Regions from separate parts of the Homo sapiens genome. Here region 1 is linked to region 2. Evidence: chromatin loops called from intact Hi-C (ENCODE). Cell type or tissue: heart right ventricle. All regions are shown on one strand. Each heading gives the region's core, and the rest is flanking DNA. Links, peaks and the distances in the headings are about the cores only. Region 1 has its middle 91 kb from the start of POLR2M. Region 2 overlaps LOC105370834 (a long non-coding RNA gene).

What was found. A loop is a pair of places that touch in the nucleus more often than their neighbours do. Peaks named below come from ENCODE experiments on the same cell type or tissue, not always from the same donor. Only the 100,000 strongest peaks of a DNase experiment are listed, where the experiment ranks them.
Region 1: it touches region 2 in a loop (7-fold over the local background); 1 of 110 quality-filtered maps calls a loop at or near these places.

The regions. Positions count from the first base shown.
Region 1 is chr15:57,795,998-57,798,910 of GRCh38, forward strand. No RefSeq gene overlaps it. Among named protein-coding and RNA genes, the nearest start is that of POLR2M, 91 kb to the left of the region's middle. In heart right ventricle, for the core only: no CTCF peak of the experiment used is centred there; a DNase peak (open chromatin) is centred at 1,293; H3K27ac peaks cover 2,380 bases.
Region 2 is chr15:57,745,267-57,748,179 of GRCh38, forward strand. The region is part of intron 3 of LOC105370834 (a long non-coding RNA gene); the gene reads left to right. Among named protein-coding and RNA genes, the nearest start is that of POLR2M, 40 kb to the left of the region's middle. In heart right ventricle, for the core only: no CTCF peak of the experiment used is centred there; no DNase peak of the experiment used is centred there; H3K4me3 peaks cover 685 bases.

The DNA.
Region 1 (2,913 bases), core at 314-2,813, 51 kb after region 2:
GTGTGTAGTACTAATGAGAGGTAACTGACCGGTGGAGAAAGCCATATCCCCTTCCAATATCAGTTTCTTAGTCCTATTTCTTTAGCACCTGATGACACTACCAAGACACATGTCAGGAAGGTGGTCTGCACAGCTATCCCAGGAGCTGCTCTGATGTGAAGGGAGTTCTCCACTGTTTCTAGGGTACACGATACTCTCACCTAGCAGAACCAAGATCCTGACTCTAAAGGGATTGTGCAGATGTTAACTTTCCTAATTCTTCTGGTAAGTTCTGGTCTCTGTGGCTCTTCCTGTCCAAGCTGTGCTTGAGCTATGCATGAACTGAGCAGGGGCCTCTATCCACCTCATCAGCCCCCAGACATCTGGGATGCCTTGAGGGAGCCAATTAATGAAAAGCATATCTCAAATGCAAATATGTCCATTCAGTAGTTCTGCTTTATAAGAAGCAGAGTAGGTTTTTTTTTTTTTTTTTGGTAAAATTCTTTTTTTGTCCTCTCTTCACTGACATACTTTATTGTTTTTAGAGGGTAGCATGTTTAAAGGAAGTTACATCACTTAAAGTATTTTATTGCAAGTAACAGAAAAGTTTAATGTAATACTGGCTGAAACAATTTAGAAATTTACCATGTCATATAACAAGAAGGTCAGAAGTAGAATGGTCTCCAGGGCTAATTCAGCTGCTCAGTGACATCATTGAGGATCCCAGTTCTCTGGGCCTCTTAGCTCCACCATGCTCTGTGTATCAGCTTTTGCCCTCACCCTGGTACCCTCATCCAGACGAGACAATGTTCAGAGGAAGAAAAAGATAATATATTTCATGTGTCTATATTTTTGGACCTAAGAACCTGGCAGTCTTCCCCTCACATTTTATTGGTCAGGATTCTGTCCCTTGCCCATCCCTAGCAAGGGGAATGGGATGACCATCATTGGCCGAAACACTTGGGGTAGAATGGGTGTTGGGTTGAGAGGCCATGACCCCTGTGGTAATCACAGACACTATTTGAAGCTTGCAGTTTAAGGTTGGTGCCTACTCCAGCACCACGAATGCAATAGGCTTTTAGCAGATAGTTGACCATGATGGCATAAAAGATGTAGGTTTTACCATTCAAACCTGTTTAATTCTACTGCTGTGTTGAGGCGCCCTAATGCCTTAGGCTAGTCTAGACAAACTGTAAGGCCTCCACATGGTCTCTAAACTTGTGATGCCTATCTGTGCTGTAGCACAAAAGCAGGAACTTGAGAGTGGCCAAAAGCCCCACTCTGTGGTTTGGCAGGCCCACTGAGGGCTCCTGTCCACATCCCTCCCTGAAGGCAGGAGAGACTATTAGTGCAGAGCTGGCTTCCTCGATCCAGCACATGTAGAGAGGGAGGAATTCCCAAGGTACGTTGCTCTGAGCTGGCCTTTCTGGTTTCTGTGGCTTCACTTGCCCACTGATTAACTGTGAGTATCACATGAGGCCTAGACAATATCACCATGGTCATTTGAATAATAAAATCAAGTTATTTCATCATTTCACTTTTCCTTTGAGGGGGGAAAACATTTGGAACACAAGGCCCATCAAGACCTTTCCTGTTTCTGATGTCTCTATCACAGACTTGGCTGCAAAGGTTAAATGTTTTGGATTACAAAATGTACATTATATGGGGGTCTTCCTATAAATCAACAAGGCAGGTATGTTAAACACAGAAAAATATCTACAGCTGTTCTCTTACTCATCCTGCTTGTTATTTAACTCAGTCTGGGCCCTAAGGAACATTTTTAGTTGTACTGTCAACAGTTTCAAAACAAAGAAGAAACTGCGACTGGCAAATGAGGAACCCAGCTGGCCCTCTGTTTAGGCTCCCACTGCATATACTTTAATCCTGACACCTGCAAGCTATTTAATCAGGATTTACAATTGAACATGAAGGATGAGGGGTCCGCAGGGCTGTGTTCTTAGTGTTTGGATTGCAAATGATGGAGAAAAACTTTGTTATCGGATGTTGTAGTTATTTGAAGTTGGGTGCCCTCTAACCCACAGGGAACCCAGCATCATTTATCACTCCCCAGAAAAAAACTCAGCTCAGGCGGACGCTGCCCCTCACAGCATAACATTCTATTTTTGCTTTTCCTGTATTCTAGAGTAAACAAACTTGAAACTTATGAACAATGAGAAAAATAACTTCCAGAGAGCATATGGCAGGAGAGAAGAGTTCGAAGTGAAATAATGAAAGCACAATATTCACTTAGACACAGAGCAAAATGTAGACGAGGGCATTTGCCTACAATCTGGCCAAGGTGTGCCATGTTCAGAAGGTTCTCTACTTAAAAACATACCAACTTTCACGGAAAAGAACAAAGTCTTGAGCCAGGGCAAAAGTATGGGAATTTTGCCTAACACAACAGATGGAATTTATAGTTGCTTGTAAATGAACAAATTACCCAAATGTATTTTAGAAAATGCACTAATTTTGGACTTGTGAAAATTGCCTTAGGAAAAGCTCTGAAAGTTTAGAATGGAAACTTTCTGTAAGTCGAGGAGCTTCTGTAATGATGTGACTGAAAGGAGTCTACAGAAATGGCAACTGATCACTACTTAGTGAGTCCCAACTGGGCCATTACGGGAGAGATGAAGAAGCAGAAAAGATGAACCAGGGCAGAGTCCCTGCCCTCATAGAGCTTCTAGACTGTTTGAGGGGAGGAGAATATCCTGGTTTAGACAATAAGAAAAAAAGTTAAAACATGTACAATAAAAAGAATCTCAGAAGAGATGATCACTGCCAACTGGAGTAGTAAAATAAAACTTACAGAAGAACTAGGAGTATGAGTTGAAAATACAAGTGACTGAAGCATTGATTCCAACATATTCTAGTATGAAGAGACACAAATGATATTCAATGGATATTTACATTTAGAATCCATTAATTGAGGAA
Region 2 (2,913 bases), core at 193-2,692:
AGACAACCTCAGGCAAGGGACCATGCCTACCTCCAGGAATTACACCTAGGCCACCTGATTTCATCTTTATCTTGACTTTTGATATTCTCTAAGGGATAATTTTCTGCGGAAGGATCTCAGGGTGGGGAGGCTGGGGCCCTGTTGACTGTGAGAGTTCCTTCGCCAGCTGATAAGTGTGTCTGTCAGCTCCCAAAGAAAGGGGCGCCCCATAACCTGACCTTGCTCTTCTCTTCTTACCTTCTGGGCGGCTCCTTCATGGGCTCCTCGCCTTCCTCTCACTCTCCAACAATGGGCTTCTTTCAGCCCCGGCCCCTTCCCTTTGCCATTTCCCTCTCTCTGAGCTCGTCTATTCTCATGGTTTCATTAGCACCTCTTTGCAGATGACGGGCAAGTCGACCTCTTCAGCCATGACCCTTTCCTGTGCCCCACACCGCATTTCCAACCGCTGACAGGACATCTCCACTCTCAGGTCCGAAGGCCCCTCAGTGTGCCCAAGGCAGCGTCCTCCATCCTCTCACTCCCTTCAAGATGGCTTCCTCAGTGCACATCCATTCAAGCAGGCCTCCCGCCAGGCTTCCTAGAGTCCCTAGCTAGCAACTTTGGAGTCATTTATCAAGTCTATTGAATGCTGGTCTTGCATCAGGCATCAGGCATCAGGCATCAGGCATCAGGCTTGGGCTAAGGGTAGAGAAATGAATAAAAGTCACTGAGAGACCTTAAGGGACTCAGCGTAAAGAAGAGAAATGCACGAAGAATTTAAGACAATCACAAGATTGAGAGAGGTGTGGAGGGTGCCATGCAGGGCAGCATTCCATAAATGCTTCTTGGTGAGGAGGTCTTAGCCTTGGCTGGTCTTGCCTTTCCTTCCTGTTCCCACTGCCGCCATGTTGGTTCAGTCTCCTGTCACTCACAACAAGATGAACAGCAATGTTCTCTTCTCTGTCTCCTTGATGGTAAATTTCTCTTCAGTGCCAACTAATTTTCCCAAAATACTGCTCTTACCACCTCTCAAGAAAAAAACCCACTTTGTGCTCCATCCTTTCTCTGCGGCCTTATTTTATCACAGTGGTTAGCAGGTGAGCTCTAGTGTGAGGCTCACCATGCTAGAATCTCAGCCCTGCTACTTAGTTGCTCGGTGACCTTTGACAATATACTTAACCTCTCTGTGCTCCGCTTTCCTCATCAGTAAAATGGGGATAATAATAATACCTACCTTATTGAGTTGTAAGGACAGAATGAATTAATACAGGCAAAAATTATAAGCCCTGAATAAGTGGTAGCTATTATTATTGTTCTTTTCTATTGCTTTTAAGTAGAAGGGGCTCTCTGTTCCTTTGAGGCCTCCTTGAAAGCCTTGAGGAGTTTTCTCTCTGTTCTCCATGATGCTACCCTTACCCAAAACACTGGCTTCTCTGGTTATGTTGCTCCTGCCCATTTCTCAGAGCCAGATCAGTCCCCTTAACTTACATGGAATGTTCCCCAGTACCTGAAATAAATAAAACTTTCTTTACAAAAACACATGGTAGGCCAGATTTGGCCTGCGGATTGTAGTTTGATGAGCCCAGCTCCAGATGAGAGTCAGTTTGCTGGACAAATTCACTGCTCAGCAAGACTCTCCGAATTTTCCTCCTAGGAACAGATGCCTTCCTCGTTGTTTGGACTTGAGTCAGTCCCGGCAAATGTTTAAGTGGCCTGGCCTGGAGAGCTAAGGTGAGCAAGCGCTCCTTGTCTGACAGCTTTGTTCCTGAGATCAGCCAGAGCAAGGGAGGATGGGACCCAGGGGGCTGAAGACATTTAAGCAAAAGAAAACCAGAAGTTCTTCTCATCCCTTTCTTCCTCCCTAACCCACGGTCCATTCCCGCTGCCCTCAGCCCTGGTCCCAGAGGTAAATAAATAGACGTTTTATAACCACCTCGGACAGATTTTTGTTATTAAGAAAGGAAATTAAAAGTCTCTTAAGTGTAGATAATATGGAGCTTGCTAGACAAATTGACAATAGCCAGGAAATTTGAAACGCACGGCTCCAAGCTCCTCCACCAGAGTGACTTTCGTTTGTGAGCTCTCTGGGCTTGCCTGGCTTCCGGGTGTGACGGTGCAGCCTCGAATGTTCTGTCAGTGGACGCCGTGGTTTTCTGTGAGAAACACATTCTGTGGGCTGTGCTGCTTTGCCCAGTATTGATGAGGCATTTGTGAGGACCCCTCCTCCTCCTCAGGCCCCACTTCCCCTTTTTCCTCCTTGAAGCTTGGGGGAAGGCAATGAACTCCCCAAAAAGAGCCCAAATCCCTAAGCTCTGAGGCACCCTCTTTTAATGGAATCGTCTTTTAAGGGATACAGAAACATTTCTCTCAGGAACTAACTGTCCTGCTTGCATTCTCCATAACCCCTTTTGTTGTCACCAGGGGAGTAATTATAATTTAAATCGATGGGTACTTGAGAGAAGGCGAACGATTTGCCCTCCCTTAGCACTTGACATTTTGAACATTGGACAATGAGAGGTGACTTTGTTTATTTATTGAGCTATTATGGCTTAGTGCTTAGAGGAGTTCCTGCCAAGAATGGAAAGAAACCTCCTTTTTGGATCATGTCTTTAAGCACAAACCGCTTTGTTACTGGTCAATATTTGGGGGCAAAATCCAGTGAAAGCTATGTTCATTTGATATACCATACATTTCCCTCTATCTCACTGAGTATGCCGAAAATAAATGCTGTCTTTAGTATTTCCGACATCTGGTCTTAATATTTGAAAGTCTGTGTTTCATGTACTTTTTTGATAGACAGCATTTTTTTGTGGAGCATTTTGTTGTTAGAGTATGTGAAATGTTGATATTAATCTGAGCTGCCCTGGTCTTCATGGAACACAAGGCCAGTCTGAAACAATCCTTGGGAGCATCTTTGGGAGAGTATTTTTGGGA